Regions from separate parts of the Homo sapiens genome. Here region 2 is linked to region 1. The links are chromatin loops, found by intact Hi-C in ENCODE. Cell type or tissue: Caco-2. All regions are shown on one strand. Region 1 has its middle 17 kb from the start of MIR3658. Region 2 overlaps LOC112268276 (a long non-coding RNA gene).

What was found. Hi-C counts contacts between places; a loop is a spot of excess contacts. Peaks named below come from ENCODE experiments on the same cell type or tissue, not always from the same donor. Only the 100,000 strongest peaks of a DNase experiment are listed, where the experiment ranks them.
Region 2: a loop joins it to region 1, with 16 times the contacts of the local background. A loop is called at or near these places in 3 of 110 quality-filtered maps.

Annotation. Positions count from the first base shown.
Region 1 is chr1:165,923,321-165,927,320 of GRCh38, forward strand. No RefSeq gene overlaps it. Among named protein-coding and RNA genes, the nearest start is that of MIR3658, 17 kb to the left of the region's middle. In Caco-2, a CTCF peak has its summit at 1,549 (motif pointing right); a DNase peak (open chromatin) is centred at 1,541.
Region 2 is chr1:166,256,440-166,260,439 of GRCh38, forward strand. All of the region lies in intron 1 of LOC112268276 (a long non-coding RNA gene), which reads left to right. Among named protein-coding and RNA genes, the nearest start is that of FAM78B, 91 kb to the left of the region's middle. In Caco-2, no CTCF peak of the experiment used is centred here; a DNase peak (open chromatin) is centred at 1,816.

The DNA of each region.
Region 1 (4,000 bases):
TCTCTCTGTTTTCTATCTTTTGATCTGTGGTTCCATGTACATAGGACCTTTTGCTCTTTCTTCTAAGTCTCTTACTCTCTTATTTTATTTTTAATCTGTTTTTTGTTTGTTTGTTTGTTTGAGACAGGGTCTCACTCTATAGCCCAGGCTGAAATGCAGTAGAGTGATCATGGCTTGCTGCAGCCTCAACCTCCTGGGCTCAAGTGATCCTCCCACCTCAGCCTCCTAAGTAGCTGGGACCACAGGCGTGAGCCGCCATGACCGGTTAATTTTTGTATTTTTTGTAGAGATGGGGTTTCACTATGTTGCCCAGGCTGGTCTCGAACTCCTGGACTCAAGCGATTTACCCATCTTGTCCTCCCAAAGTGATGGGATTATTGATATGTACCACTGTGCCCTGCCTTATTTTTAATCTTTTTATCTCTCAAGCTACATTGTAGCTAAGCTCCTTAGATCATTTCCAATTTAGTTACTCGCTCTTCACCCATGTTTAGTTTGCTGTTTAAAACTTACCAAGTTTTTAATTTCAGTGACCATATTTTTGGCTTTTAGAAAAACCATTTCATTATAGTCCAAATCTGCTTGTTGATTTTTGATTGTGTTTTATACTAATGTTTTAAATTGCTATTCTTGGCCCTTGTCTAATGTCATTTTCTTATATGCTCAGCTATGCATTAAGCAGGACTTCATTATTATTATCTTTTTTGTATTTTATGTGGAACTTGTAGGTATTTTGTAGCAGGAAGGTTTTCTGGTTATCTGAACCATGATAATGAAAAAAAAAAAAGTGTCTCATTGGTTTTTTCAAACTTTCTCCTCCAGAGAAATTCTGCTTTGTTCACAGCATCAAATGTTGCTTGGAGTTCTAAAACTTCCATTGTTCTTTGTATGTGAAGCATGCTGGGATGCCTGGGCGGTGGAGTGTTACTTCACATTAAATTGTGGGCTCCTTTACGGTCAGCAACTGTGTTTCCTGTATCTCATGTGTCCTGGCAGGGTACTTGCCACGTAGTCAGTGCCTGATAAACAGTTGGCTGATTTCCTTATTTGACTTTTGCTTTAGAGCCAGACGCCTCGCTAGCAGAGATGCACACGTTTTTTTGTTTTGTTTTTTTTTTTTTTTGAGATGCAGTCTCGCTCTGCCGCCAGGCTGGAGTGCAGTGGTGCAATCTCGGCTCGCTGCAAGCTCCGCCTCCCGGGTTCAAGCGATTCTCGTGCCTCAGCCTCCCGAGTAGCTGGGATTACAGGCGCGCACCACCACGCCCAGCTAATTTTTGTATTTTTAGTTGAGACGGGGTTTCACCATGTTCGCCAGGATGGTCTCGATCTCTTGACCTCGTGATCCACTCGCCTCGGCCTCCCAAAGTGCTGGGATTACAGGCGTGAGCCGCCGCGCCCGGCCCGAGATGCACATGTATTTTTAAAGAGTTCCATTGATAACTGAGTTTCTCCTGACCAGAAGGTGGACTGTGGCCTAGGCATGGCAGTGCCTCCTGATTGGCTTTGGAAGCTCAGCTCCATCTGTGGTCCGTTATTCTTAAAAGTGGCCACTAGAGGGTGAGAATGAGCCACAGCACAGCAAAGTCCTGTTTTAACCTTCAGAACAGCTGGAGGACGGTCAATTCAAACACACTAGAGAGCACCTATCATGTGCCAGGTACTGTGCCAAGCCCTCCCTGCCTTCCAGGACCTCATAAATGGCCAGTGGCCCCTCACATATAGACACAACTCTTGTACAAGGCAGAATGGAATGTGCACAAAGAGGTACAATCCCAACTCCTAGATCTAGGGGGTCTCAACAAGGAGGAACTGTGGGTGGCTTTCCTGTAGAACTCAGATTGGTCAGTCTGTGAGAAGGAAACTTACAGGACCTGCACCATCCACCCTCTCAGTCTCAGTCTCACCCACCTCTTCATACACCTGTTTCATGTGCATATGGCTTTACTGTTGCCTGCCAGAGACCACCCAGGCTTTGCAGTAGACTATTTGCATAACCCTGGACTAACCACTCTCTAATCTTTAATCTCTTTATTTAGGGATGATAATATCAAGTCCTTTCTACCTCATAGGATTGTGTCAGATTTAAGCAAAGTAATGAAGATCAAAGTACTTTTGAAAATTCATAAGTGCCATATATTTATGAAGCTTTAAAATAATTGTTAATATAAATTTCCCTAAAATGCCCTCAGAGTCTAGGAAGTTTGGGTGCACCATGGGCATTTACTGAATTAACTAGAATGTACACTCTTCCAGAAGAGGAGACCCACAGTAAGCCGAGGTATACCAGGCAGTTTCGGACAAATCTGAGAGCCAGGAAACAGCAGTGTCATTAAAGTGTTGGGCTGAACATTGTGCTCTGACACTCTCTGGGGAGGTGTCAGCCTGGCATCCAAGAAGGGTGGCCCTGTGGGAGGGTTATGCTCCAGACTGTGGAGAGGGGCACTTTCCTTTTCCGGGCAGGGACCCTGAGGAAGAGGAGATTAAGAATGGGTGTGGTATGATGCTGCTCTAACCCCTGAGATAAGCTTCCGAGAAGAAAAGCCACTGTCACTCACTTTTCAGGACCAATAAAGGAACTGAATGGTAGAGAGAGCTTTGCCATCTTCTCTCATGCTTGAGGAAAGGAGACTGACCCCTTCTCAAGGTGATGGGAGACTTAAAGTGCCTGTTCATGATTGGTGGCATGAGAGGGGAGGAGGAAAGACTGGAAATGTCAGTCACCATGCTTATCGCCTGCTGCGCCAAAGAACACCCCAGCGAGATCCTTAGGGCCATTTTCTTTCAGAGTCTATTTTAAAAATGTCTTTATTGATTTGATCAAACTGGTGTTTTTAAAACTTCAGTTAAGGTGAGCTTTCCATGCACACACATTGGTGTGTGTGTGTATGTGCATGTGTCAGGGGGCTGCTGGGGTGGGAATGGGGACCAAAGAGAGACTATTTTTAGAATAGCATTTCCTCTGAGGGGGTTTTAACCTGTTCTCTGCTGTTTTATGTTAGAGATTTATTTGATCATGCAGTCAACAACAGCACCAACAGCACCATCTGGTTTGCTAATAGATATTTTTTTTTTTCTGTTTCAGCCTTTATTTTAGAATTGGGGGTACCTGTGCAGGTTTGTTACAAAGGTATATTGTGTGATGCTGAGGTTTGGGGTATGACTGAATCCATCACCCAGGTAGAGACCATAGTACCCAATGTGTAGTTTTTCAGCCCCTGCGCCCCTCCCTCAGTCCCTCCTCTAATATTCCCCAGTGTCTGTTGTTGGCATTTTTATGTCCATGTATATGCAATGTTTAGCTCCCACTTATAAGTGAGAACATGTGGTATTTGGTTTTCTGTTTCTGTGTTACTTCACTTAGGATAATGGCCTCTAGCTGCATCTATGTTGATGCAAAGGACATGATTTTTTTTTTTTTTTTTTTGAGACGGAGTGTCGCTCTGTCCCCCAGGCTGGAGTGCAGTGGTGCAATCTCGGCTCACTGCAAGCTCCGCCTCCCAGGTTCACACCATTCTCCTGCCTCAGCCTCCCGAGTAGCTGGGACTACAGGCGCCCGCCACCACACCTGGCTAATTTTTTGTATTTTTAGTAGAGATGGGGTTTCACCGTGTTAGCCAGGATGGTCTCGATCTCCTGACCTCGTGATCCGCCTGCCTCGGCCTCCCAAAGTGCGGGATTACAGGCAGGAGCCACCGCGCCCAGCTGATTTTGTTCTTTTTTATGGCTGTGTAGTATTCCATGGCGAATATATACCACATTTTCTTTATCCAGTCCACTGTTGTTGGGCACCTGGGTTGATTCCATGTTTTTGCTATTGTGAATAGTGCTGCAGTGAACATATGGGTGCATGTATCCTTTTGGTAGAATGATTTATTTTCCTTTGGGCATATATCTGGTAATGGGATTGCTGGGACAAATAGTAGTTCAGCCTAACTTCTTTGAGAAATCTACAAACTGCTCTCTACAGTGGCTAGACTAATTTGCATTCTTGCCAACAGCA
Region 2 (4,000 bases), 330 kb after region 1:
GGCATCAGTTACTGGATAATTACTGTGTTCCTTTGGTGGAGTCATGTTTCCTTGTATTTTGGTATGCATTTTGGTGCTATGGTATTTTCATGCATCTTGTGTTCCTGCACTGATGTCTGCATATCTGGTGGTGTGGTCTCCTCTTCCAGGCTTTACAGAGTGGCTTTTGTAGAGAAAGACTTTCACCTGTAGATGGGCCTGAGGGTTTCAGTTGGGCAGGATGCAGTGGCTCTGGTTTCATATGGATACAGTTGTGTAGTTTTTGTGCAGCTTCTTCGGTTATGATAAATGTTAGCAATGACTGGGGGTTTCAGTAGTCTAGGTTACAGGAATTTGTGGCAGTGATGGTGGCTGCATGGGTTATTTGGGTAAGGGATTTAGGAATCCTCCTGTTTTTGTCTTCCTCACAGTGGGGACTTATCTGAGAAGATCTCTCTTGGTATTGGTCTGACATGGCTCACAGGTAGTGACAGCAGCACTAGAATCCAGGGCACAGGTGCTCATGGGTGCTATGGAGCTGGGTTTCTGAACTCAGGGTCTTGTGAAACTACTACAGCACTTGAGACTTGAGGTACAGGTTCACTCTCCAAGGTATGAGTGAATGCAGTTCTCCCACTAAGCCAGAGTCGGTCATTCTGCAGCATATCTCAGCAGCTTGAGCCCAGGAGGCACGATATAGCTGTGATTCTGACCCTGGGAGGTGGGACAAAGTAATGGCATTGATCCAGGGAAAAAAGAGTGCTCTGGAGGCTCAAGCTCTGGGGAGCAGAGCACAACTGCAATTCAGGTCCCAGAACCAACAGGGCACAGTGACAGCTTAGACTCCAGGGGATGAAGTACCACACAATGTTGACTCTGGGTTCAGAGATAATGGGACATAGCAGTAGTCCAGGCTCTGTTAGGCCAAGTGAAACAGCACCAATGACCCAGGAATGGCAAGATGCTGCTGTGGCTTGGGCCTTGGCTGATGGGGAGCAGTGCAGTGATAACTCCATTCCCTGGAGAGGCGCAGTGCCATAGCAGCTTGAACTGTGAGGAGCTCATGAAATTCTAGGTAGGAGAGGTACTGTGGCTGTTCAGCCTGGAAGGCAGGGTGACACCTCAACAAAAGCTCTGATTCCCTGAAACATGAGGCACCACATCTATTTGGCCCGAAAAGTCACAGCTACATGGGTCAGTGGAGCCTCTAGATCCCTAGAGGCGGGGCATCATGTCAACTATGGTGCTGTGGAGTGCAACTGCTCCACTGTGCCAGAAGCTTGAAGTCCCTTGTGGGGCAGAGTGCTCCCTTACCTGTGGCATAGGGGTCCGTGTGACTGCTCTGGTGTGCAGGAAACCTGAAGACCTGGGGTGGGAGGAATGGAGTGCTGCCTCAGTTGTGGCACCAGGGACACAAGTGCTCTGGTGTGCAGAAAACCTGAGGTCCCTGGGGGATAAAGTTCTATATCTAAGGTCCCTGAGGGATGAAGTGCTATGTCTGCTTTTGTGAGTGCTTCAGTGTTCTGGAGTCCTGAAGTCCTCAGGGGTTGAAGTAGGCCTTGGCTGTGGTACCAGGGGAACAACTGCTCTAGTAGTTTGAGGCTCTGGGTCCCTAATAGTGGGGCACGGCTTCAGGTTGGCCCTAAGGGGAGTGTGCAGCAGTGGTTGGGATGGGGAGAATGGAGTATCTCCATGGCTAATTGGCTCTAGGAAGTAGAGCATAGCAGCAATTCTGCTTGGGTCTGGTGTGCTACTGCGTGGGTGTAATGCAGTGGTGGCTGAGCCTCAGGGGTGGAGGAATGCAATGGCTACTTGTCCCCAGTGTAGGACACACTCTAGCGGTGGCTCTGGTTGCAGGATGACACAGGGCAGTAGCAGCATGGGCTTCTTTGGGGGTAGCTCAACATGTGGACTCCAGAGAGTTCCCTCAGCTGGGTTCAGAGCCTGTGAGAACTGTAGGAGCCTCTAGTAATAGAAGTAGTAGAAGTAGGAGTCAACAGTGGTTTGAGGGTTACTGGGGTCCTCTTGCTTACCTTTTCCTTGCAGAAAGAAGTCCTTCCTGGTTCTGAGCTGATCCCAATTGAGGGGATAGAGTGGCTGGGGAAAGGTGTTTTCTCCCCTTCGCTATGTGGCCATCCTGAATTTCTGTGCTCTACAGGATTTCTTTTGGGTTTTTATTGTTCTCTGGTATACTCCATCAGTTATTTTGGTTAAAATGTTATGGTTTTTTTTTTTTAGTTGTGGAGGTAGAGCTCTAGTAGCTTCTAGTCAGCTATCTTACTGACATCCAATTTTGGGAACACTGATATTTTTTGATGTTAAATTTTAAGATAGAAATAAGTTATACCTATATATTTGTTCCATATTGTTTTATATTTTTCAATAACTTTTCTCCTTTAAAATTTTATATTTTTCTACATCAGTCTTGTGCTTTTGTTGTGACCTTTATTCTTAAGCATTTTCCAATTTTTTTACTATTGTAAATAAAACATTTTTACACATTAAATTTTCTAAGTGCTTATTGCCAGAATAGCTAACAGTTTATTACTTTTATGTTTATTTTTTTGTTTAGCTATAATTATATATCTATAACATAATTTCTGTTGATATGATTGTATTTGTTTTTTCTTTGTCTACTTTATTTGCCTAAATATAAAAGAAGTAAAGTCTCTCACCATCTTTAAATTTTTATTACATTCTCCTTGCATTTCTAATTTTTCTCTTTACATCCGTTTCTTGCAATCTATTGGGTTTGTGTATTTATCTTGTGTCCAGCCCTTTGCCAAAATCTCTTCTGTTAATTTTACTAGCTTTTCTTTGGTTTTCTAGATATATAATCATATCATTGGCAAAAAGACATAGTATTAACTCTTCTTTTCCAATGCCTATGACAATTATTATTATTTTATTGTTATTTTGCTTTGGCTAAAACTTCCAAGATGGTGTTGAATAATATTAACATTGAGAGTAAGCATTTCTGATTTTTTTTTTTAATTTTGTTTTAACATTTAGAATAATGTTTGCTGTTGACTTTGGTAAATAGTATTTATTTTGCCTAATGGGTCTATAATATACCTATTGTACTTAGATTTTTCTAAAAAAAGAAATACATGCTAAATGATTTCAAATGCCCTTTTAGCATTTACTGATGTAATTACATGATCTTTTTCTTTTTAATTTGTTAATAAAATTTATTGTGTTGATAGATTCTAATGTTGAATGCTCTTGTATTCATAGAACAAGCCTTGCTTGTTTGTTGAACAGAAAACCTTTCATCTTTTGGTATAGTATTTGCTTCTATTTGTTAATTTTTATTTTAAAATTTGCACCTATATTTGTAAGTGAGATTGGTTTACAGCTTCGTTTTTTGTAATACTATTTTAAAAGCAAGTTTTACTGTTAAGGTTGTATTGCCTTCTTGCTATACTTACCTAAGCCTTAGCATAGCTTTCAAAATACTGATAACTATTTAAAATTTAGATAAAGCTTAGCCATAAATCTATCTAATCCTGATGACTAAAAATGTTAGGTCATTATTTTTTTTCAATCCTTTTTTGTGGCAAATTGTCGATTAAAAATTTTCATTGATTTTTGGATAAATTTTGTTAATTTATATTTGCCTAGGGTATTATCTATTACCTTTGGGTTTTCATAAAAAAGAATGTAGTATTCTCTTATATATATTTTCCAAAGTTGCTATTATTATATCTTTTTCCTTATTCCTATCTATTTTTGCTTTCCAGCTTTTTTCCTTAATCTGGGCCACAAGAGGTTCCTATTTTATTTTTATCTTTAGAGAACCAGCTTTTCTATTTATTTATACATTATCCTAATTTTATAATTTTTTGCTTTCTACTTTATTAACTTCAGTATTTATACTTATTTGTTCCTCCTGCTTAATATATTTGTTGTTCACATTAAAATTCCTTAAGTGCTAATGGCTTTTAATTTTCATCTTTAGAACACAAGTAGGTCTATACATTTTTTTCCTCACAGTACAGCTTTTTCTGTGTCTGTAGGT